Linked DNA regions of Homo sapiens: region 1 is linked to region 2. A link is an interaction called in ENCODE POLR2A ChIA-PET data of the cell type or tissue named here. Cell type or tissue: OCI-LY7. All regions are shown on one strand. Links, peaks and the distances in the headings refer to the core of each region. The heading gives the core; the rest is flanking DNA.

What was found. Peaks named below come from ENCODE experiments on the same cell type or tissue, not always from the same donor. Only the 100,000 strongest peaks of a DNase experiment are listed, where the experiment ranks them.
Region 1: POLR2A ChIA-PET joins it to region 2 with 6 read pairs; 2 of 35 experiments call an interaction of 5 or more read pairs at or near these places.

Annotation. Positions count from the first base shown.
Region 1 is chr20:53,087,120-53,091,519 of GRCh38, forward strand. The region is part of intron 1 of TSHZ2 (teashirt zinc finger homeobox 2); the gene reads left to right. Among named protein-coding and RNA genes, the nearest start is that of TSHZ2, 120 kb to the left of the region's middle. RefSeq lists a silencer at 1,597-1,823. In OCI-LY7, for the core only: no CTCF peak of the experiment used is centred there; no DNase peak of the experiment used is centred there.
Region 2 is chr20:53,224,857-53,229,256 of GRCh38, forward strand. All of the region lies in intron 1 of TSHZ2 (teashirt zinc finger homeobox 2), which reads left to right. Among named protein-coding and RNA genes, the nearest start is that of TSHZ2, 250 kb to the left of the region's middle. In OCI-LY7, for the core only: a CTCF peak has its summit at 1,991; DNase peaks (open chromatin) are centred at 1,595, 2,125 and 3,325; H3K4me3 peaks cover 2,322 bases; H3K27ac peaks cover 1,777 bases.

The sequences.
Region 1 (4,400 bases), core at 185-4,184, 140 kb before region 2:
ACATGGCTAGACCTTTTGCCCTTTCTTGAGCAACAGCCTGTCATGAATGGAGAGAAGAATTGAGGTCAACCAAAAAAGGGAAATTTTTTTGCCCAGGATCAGATGCTTTTCCAAGTAAACAAGTAGTTACTCCAAGGGATATTTCCAGGAGATTCTTCAACTCCAAAGGCCAAATCTTCACGTTTCCGTTACTGTAGAGCTTTCTAAACACAGATAATTGTTTGCACAGTTGGTCAGCTCACACAAATCCCTTGGCAGTTTCTACAGACATTTATGCATTACACATTTTCGATCCTTGGCCCAAAGTTCTGATGTTTTAGCTCTGACAGTCGGCTCATGAGAACTCAGACTTCTTGATGCAAGCCCCCAGTCTTCACTTTTGAAAGACCATGGACCAAAGTTTTAATTGCCTCGTGGGTGTCTCTTCCTCTTCACTGGGTGCACAGCGTTACTCATAATCATGCTTCTGATTTGTGTCTGTTAAAAGAAGGATCAGAAACAGACTGGCAAGGTCTTACAGTTCTTGGTAAAACTCTTGGAAAAGACTTTCTTTTTTGATTTGCTTGTGTATTTTAGTGGTGTCTTCAGGCTATTTAGAGAAAAGTAGTATGTCTATTGATTCGGCCATTGGCAGGGACTTAAATGATGGTACGTGTTGGCTGTGTAGTACCTCTGCTTCTTCTAGTTGGATTAAATCCAAGGACAGGTAAATTCTTTTGGCATTTGGCTTGACCAGAGACTTTGTATCTGCCATATTGGTAATTGGCCACCTTGGTGATTTTTGGACTAATGCTCCAGGGAGAGAAACTAAATAACTCTCTCCTCCAACCTTTTCCCAAGCAGTTCTCTCTACCTGGCATTATTTTTTAAAATTGACTTAAGCTTTGCCCCCTCTTGGAAGCATTCTATTACCCCATGTCTGTCTTCAAGATGAATTCAGCTTCCTGCTCTGTTGTCCCATAAGTATCCTGGGCATAGTTCTGCTCTGGGACTCATCACCTATTGCTGAAATCCTTTTGTTTTCTTACCTGTTTCCTACTGAACAGAGAGCTTCTTGAGGTCCAGCACTGGGGCTTAATTTGATTCATTTAGTAAGTTTTTGTTGGGAACTTACTATATATGAAGCACTGGATTCAACTCTGGGAACTCAAAAGTGAACAGAATGTACACAATTCTGCTCTCATGGAATTTATAGTCTACTGGAGTTAGACAGACATTTTAAAAAATTATCATACAGGAAATTGCAATGAGTAATTTTGTTGGGTACTATGGAGGGAAATCCTTTAAGGGCCCTGTTTGTTTCTGACTTTAAAGCACTAGCAACAAATTGGCATTAACTGATTATGTGATTTGAATGGAATTGAGGATCTCAGCGTTGGCCCTCCGTCCTGCTGTTGTCAACTCTCCCAAGTTTTTAAATGCCAAGTTGTAGTTGCCTTTGTTCCGCTAAATTGAAAAATTTACCCCGTGCAAATGAATAACTAAATTCATATTTTTTTGAAGAATTCTATCTAAATGGAGATTTGATGGCTTTCAGAAACCTTTAAAACTTCCCTTTCCCCCATATGAATTCCACTATGGATTGACATATGGCATATTTTCAATGTCTAGTTTTTGTAATTAATTGAAGGCTCACTCTGTCTGAGAAAGAGAGTGCTTTGGCATTTCCGAGACCTGTGGATTCCATCCAGAGTACCACACAGCAATGCAGAGACTCCACTGCCGCTCACCTAGCTAGGAGGCTGCAGCTCTGTTTGTGAAATGTTGCTATTCAGCTTTCAAGTTTATTGGGAGCACTGAGTTCCAAGGATAGCAATTAGGTTGTTCTGCATTCTTCGGCTGGCTCAGGATGCACGTGCTGAGACTGCACATCATAGCAACGGCTCCTTGACTGCCAGGGAGAACAGTGTGAAAGCTTTCCGTGGCTCATCTCAACCACCTCCTCCTCGCCCCTGGCGCTCCGCAATCCTCTCTACTCCTTGGTGATACCTTTTTAAATCTCCCCATTATGTTCAACAGCATGTCAGCTGAGAGTTCAGGCTTACGAGATCATGTCCAATAGGCCAAAGTGTCGAAAATAAATGTTAGCTCATAAAACATACGTGGCACATCTATAGGGCCTGAGGAAAGCCCACACAGAGAAAAAAATCTTAAGTGAACTTGTTTAACCCAGCAGTGACAGGTACAGGAATGGGATTTTCTTTTTTTTTTTTTTTTTTTTTATTAAACAGAGTTTTTCCAACTTCCAGGCTGGCAAAGAAGTTGTAAAGGGAATGTACATTTTGCACCGTAATAGAAAGAGATAAGTAGGGATTTTTCCAAGATTTGGAAAGCTGGTCTTCGTAAGTCCATTTATTTATTCAACAAAAACTTTATGAAGTATCTATTACATGCCAGGCACTGTACTTGGCATTTGGGATAACATAGTGACTGAGAAAAGATTTGCCCTTGAGAAAAATCACAGCCCCTTTGGAGGGACTGACATTAACCATTTAATCACATAAATATGATTTTTCACACAGTAATAATAGCTATGAAGATTAAAAAGCTAGATCATAAGATACGTGGCTATAAGAGAACTCCCTGATAGGGTGACATTTTAGATAAGTCTCAAAGGGTGAGAATAAACTGTCTACATGAAGAACAAGAAAAGAACCTTTCAGTCAAAGGAAATAGCAAGTGCCCAGACCCTACTGAGGAAGGCCTGGGGAGCGCCCAAGAATCCTGTGTTAATCAGGGTTCTCCAGAGGGACAGAACTAATAGGATAGATGTATATATCAAGAGGAGTTTATTAGGAGAATTGACTCACAATTGCAAGGTGAAGTCCCACAATAGGCCATCTGCAAGCTGAGGAGCAAAGAAATCAGTCCAAATCCCTAAACCTCAAAAGTAGGGAAGCTGACAGTGCAGTCTTCAGTTTGTGGCCGAAGGCCCAAGAGCCCCTGGCAAACAAGTGTTGTAAGTCTAAGAGTCCAAAAGCTGAAGAACTTGGAGTCTGATGTTTGAGAGCAGGAAGCATCCAGCACAGGAGAAAGATGAAGGCCAGAGGACTCAGCAAATCTGCTCTTTCCATCTTCTCCTGCCTGCTTTATTGTAGCTGTGCTGGCAGCTGACTAGATGGTGCCCACCCAGACTGAGGGTGGGTCTGCCTCTCCCACACCACTGACTCCAATGTTAATCTCCTTTGTCAACACCCTCACAGACACCCCCAGAAACAATACTTGGCGTCCTTCAATTCAATCAAATCGACACTCAATATTAACTGTCACAAATACGAAGGAGACCATTCTGACTGGGGTTGAGAATAGGGTGGAGAGAGTCAGGGCATGAAGCCATGGGGGAATAGGTTTGCTGGAATTTGAAAGCCATGAGACAGAGTGAGGAGTTCCTTCCAATTGAAAGATTTTAAGCAGCAGAATTCAGACATGAACTTTGGCTGGGTTTGGAATGGAGTGCACCTCTGTAAGACTGAGGTGCACCATTTCCCCGTCTGCCAAAATGGAGCAGCTGACAGCAGCTTGCTTGCAAGGGTCTCCGAGCCCACAAGCCCAGGTGTGCTTTGAGGTGGCTTCCTCAGCATCTTAAGATAACTCACAGCAATTATTTTGCTGTGGATTTGCAGAATAAACAAAGGCTTCATCGAGCCTCTGGTTTGAGGTAATAAGTCACTAATGCTGTGTGTGCACACTCCTAAGCTTCAAGCCTGTGTGGATTCTTTCTTCAATTTTACTCCCCTTTTCGTTTGCTGTTTTGTTTCCAATATGTCATGTTTCCATATAACAAAACACGCATACAGACTTGATACCATTTAATATTTAATTCAAATAATAAAATACTTACCATATCAGATAAAATGTTTACATGTATGAATGTTTATATTCCCTCAGGAGTGTGTTTTGGAGGATGGGTGAAACTCTGATAGCACACAGTGGCATTTTAAGTGGTACACAGATAAACTTCCTAACAATTTAATTGTAATGTATTTATTTTAAGGTGTAATACTTGTGTAAAATGAGGACCACATCAATTTGGTAATTTTGTAGCTATTATCGCTAGATTGCCAATGTCAGTTGTGATAGAAAATACACTGTTCAAATTCATTTACTTAAGAAGTGAGTTTATGTAAAGCCTGGATAGTAGTGCAGGAGATAGTTCTATAACGGCAACATTGGTGAAAGAAGTACATCTATGCTGAGCATTATAAAACACAGTCCCTTGAAAGGGATTGTGTAGTCATCAGCCACTTCTCTAGGTTTGTATGCCGCTCCCGGTTTTCACTGGATGTGGGTTGCCTGCTGAGCTTCCAGCAAAGCTACAGATTCAAGTTGCTTTGCTGAAAATATAGCTTAAATAATTTGTAAGATTTACCTACTACTTAAATCCTTCATTTATATTCTGA
Region 2 (4,400 bases), core at 282-4,281:
AAAAAAAAAAAAAAGAACTTAATAAATGGTTGTTATCATTGGGTTATGTGTACCCTGTCCCACAAGAACTGGAGATGATTAATTATTCCTGTAATTGCTTAAATCAGAGTCATCAAACTTTTTCTGTAAAAGGCCCAAGAGTAAATATTTTTGTCTTTGCAAGCAGTATGGTTTCTGTTGCAACTGCTCCACTCTGCCCTTGTAGCACAAAAGCAGCCCTAAGTAAATGAATCAGTATGGCGATGTTCCAATAAGATTTTATTAGTGAAAACAGGCAGTGGGTCAGATTTGGCCTGTGGGCCATAGGTGGCCAATCCCAGGCTTAAACCATCTCCTGTTATTGACTTCTTAAGGGAAAGAGACTATTGAAGGCAGACCCACTCTTCTTTCTCTTCCCACTCACCTCCTCCCATACTTACAGACCATTCCATTAGGAAGCCAACCAGAGGTTAAGTCAAAATATGCCTGCTAATTGTGTACTTCTATTGACGAGAGCCCATCATGGGTCCCCTGGGTCTTGTACATAGTAGGCTTTCAATAACTATTGAGTGATTGATTGATTGACCCATTAACGGAGAGAGCTGGATTCTGACGAAGGTTAACGGAGATTGGAAGGCCAGAGCTTCCCAGGTGACTTCGCCCTCAGTGCTGGAAGAAGGGAATGTTCGTATTGATGCAGGCTTCGCATTGATTTAACACTGCAGGGTCTGCAAAGCATTTTATTAGGTATCATGTCATTTAATCATTCAAATCTTCGCAACTCCGCTATGGCAACTATTGGTAGTTTTGTTTTACAGCCGAAGAAACTGGTACTCAGAAAAACCAAGCAGTTTTCCTAAAATCACACCGCTTGTTCATTGGCAGAACTGAGGCTTCAACCCAGTTATCTCAATTCCAAAAGCAAGTCTCTTTCCATGATGTCCGGAGCTCTGCTAAAGAAATTTCTGACAAATGAAAAGTGGCCTGGTTGCTCCTCCAATATTATTACAGCTCTAAATTGTAACAGGGAAAGAGGGAATCGGTTTAAATATACTCAACTTTAAGTTATTTGGAAAATAAGTGAAAAATTCTACTATGGATGTATTTATGTATAATTCCACATTTATCAAAGGTTTTTGTAATGCTATAAAGTTATATAATAAGGAATATATGTGACATAAAGAATAAATATACATGTATATGATAAAGTATGTATACATAGACATTATCATGAAAAGGATGAAAACCATAAGTTTAAAGAAGATGGCTCACAGACTAAATTTAACACACACACACACACACACACACACACACACACACACACATGCACACAAACACAATGCTAACTCAGCTACTAATAAACCCAGTGGCCATGGGAGCTTTGGGGACAGGCCTAGGATTTGGGTCTCAGCCTTGCCGTATTCTGTCAGTAACCTTGGGCAGTGTCCCTTCATCTGTAAAAAAGACACAACAAAAATATTTCCCCTGCACAGTTGTTATAAAGGTAAAATGAAATATTGTATGCAAAGCACCTCTTACCTGCTCTGTGCTCAGTAAATAGCAGCTGTTATTGTCATGAAGTGTGTGGGTCGGTGTGTGTATGTGTGTGTGTGTGTGTATGTGTAACTCTCTCTCTTAATTAGAATAGTCTGTGGCCAGTAACCGTGTCAAATCCTTATTCTCCAAAGGACTTAGCATTGTGAGTTTCACTTAGAAGCTCTTTAATAGATGTGTGTGAAACCAGGGAATGATTTGGAAGTTAGGATACCATATTAACAAGGGTATTATTATTATCCTAATAAAGCTCAGGTGTTCAAATGGTGTATTTAGAACAGGATTTCTAAGGCTCGGCCATATTACCATTTGGGATAATTATTTACCGGGTACCGTCCTGTGTTATCAGTGTTTAGTGGCCTCCTCAGCCTCTACCCACTAGATGCCAGTAGCACCCCCATTCCTACCTCATCCAGTTGGAGACAAAAATGACTCCAGATATTGTGCCCTGGGAGGCAAAATCCCCCCGTTGAGATCTAGATCCAGCGGTGTCTGAAAAGTCCTCCTTATGTGAAATTTCAATAAATAGTAGGGTTGTTGTTCGGGGAACTGAAACTCCAAGGGTTAGAAAAGTCAGGTGAGTTTTTGTGGTCACGGAAGTATCAGTTTAGAAAATGCAATTTGCTTTCATATGCAGAATTTTTTACTTCAACAAAGGACTTTAGGGAAGAAAATGCTGATCTCACACCGGCTTATTGAATAGCATTTTGCAAACTCCAGGCCTATTTCTGTAAACCTTCCAAAAGAGAAAGCCAGCCTCTCGGTGTCCTGAGCCTCACTAGATGATAATATATGTATGAGATCCGGAGAAACCCATGCATTCCTAGGAAATACTTCAAAGTTATTTTTTAACATCAAAACAAACAAGGGTCAGTGGGTCTCCCGTGCAGCCTCTGTCTATTTATAATTATATTTTGTATAAACATATTTGGTGACTGTGGAAAAGACTTCATGGGCACACAATGGCAAGCGTTCTTCAAAACTGTCTTTAATTATTCATTTGGCTGTGCTATATTTTATGTTTCTTTTCATAAATGTTAATCTTTATTATTGCCTTAGTAAGTGGGGAGGAAAACACACACACACACACACACACACACACACACACACAGAGTAATACCTGTTATTAAATGACCTATCAGAGTGACATGGATAAATGTTGGGAGTGATTTAATTGTTTCTTATCTGCAGTTTTATACAGTTTCTATCAAACTGAAGGGTAATTTTTTTTAGTAGCTGCTTATTTTAAATGTACAAAACCCTTGTGTGTAATTCCATTAGCTGCCCTACAGCATTGCAATCTACAGTTTCCCTGAGGCTGTTGTGAAATATTGATGAAATCCTTGCTTTCGTGGCTTGCTCTGATACACTAAACATTTGTCTGATGTTAGTTGAACTTGAATGGATCTGTTCAGAGCTATATCAGTACTGACTTCAAAGGGAGTGAGGCTGTTACAGTATTTTTTCCTCATTTTTCTTTCTTTCGTTCTTCCTTTTTTCTCTCCTTTTTCTTATTTTTAACGAACTGAAGTTTCAAAGTTTTACCACGGTATACTTTATAAAAACAAAGTTTATATCAAATGGGCCCAAGTACGTAGCAAACTGCTGATCTTTATAATTTCAAATGGTGTTTTTTTTTTTTTTTTTTTGATTCTGGTTTGTTGCTGGTATCATTTAAGATATTTTGATACAGAGGTGGATGCTGGCCCCCAAAACACACACACACACACACACACACACACACACACACACACTCACAGAGACAGAATGGGAGAAGGATGTGAAACAGAAACCCTGGTTTTGTGAAGTTAGCCTCAGGACTCTGTGCCTCTGGAAGTCGACCACATAGGACTCTCCCTTTCAACGTTGATGAAAAGGCACCATGAATGAGAAAACTCATCTCCAACTGACTTTTTCCAGCTAAAGTTGTTTGAATGGAACTTCACAACTTTCAGGACTAGAGCTCACAGTTATTCCTGTGTTTTCTGCTCAGGTTGTGAATTATAACTGCTGAGAGTTACTAATTTGTAAAAAGCGATATAACAGTCTTTTAGGAGCTTATAAGCAGTAAAATAGCTTCCAAAGCAGGGTTTCTCAACCTTGGCGCTATTGAGATTCGGGGTCCGGTAATTCTCTGTTTTGGGGCTGTCCTGGGCATTTTGGGAGGCTTAGCAGCACCCCTGGCCTCTGCCCATTGGATGCCAGTGGCACCACCTCCCGAGTTGAGACAACCAAAATTGTCCTCTGCCCATTGGATGCCAGTGGCACCACCTCCCGAGTTGAGACAACCAAAATTGTCCTCTGCCCATTGGATGCCAGTGGCACCACCTCCCGAGTTGAGACAACCAAAATTGTCCTCTGCCCATTGGATGCCAGTGGCACCACCTCCCGAGTTGAGACAACCAAAATTGTCTCCAGACTTTGTCACATGTCCAGTTGGGGGGAAAAATGCCCCCCAACTCCTCCTGGTTGAGAATCCGTGCCCGAAAGACACAGCTTCCCTCCACTGTAATAGAAGGGTCCCTTTATGTCTCAACAGGCGGGATGACCTTGCAAAATTCTCCAGATGAGTGTCTCACACGATCATTCTTCAGATCAGTTTTCTAGAATGATTTTGACCCATACTCGGGAGTCAACACACTCTTTGCACCTTTGCTTTTTAGAGTTCTCTGGAAACAGGAATCAGAACAGGAGCATTTTGTCTTCACTGAAACCTCTAGAAACGGGCTGAAGGGGCTTGACCCTGAGCTGGATGGCATTAGTTTGGGAAGCATCGATTGGCTATGAAAGCTCAGTAAATTGTAATGAATGAGCCCCAAAGTGACTTCCATCAATTTTTTCTTCCAATAGCCCCACCCCCTAGAGGA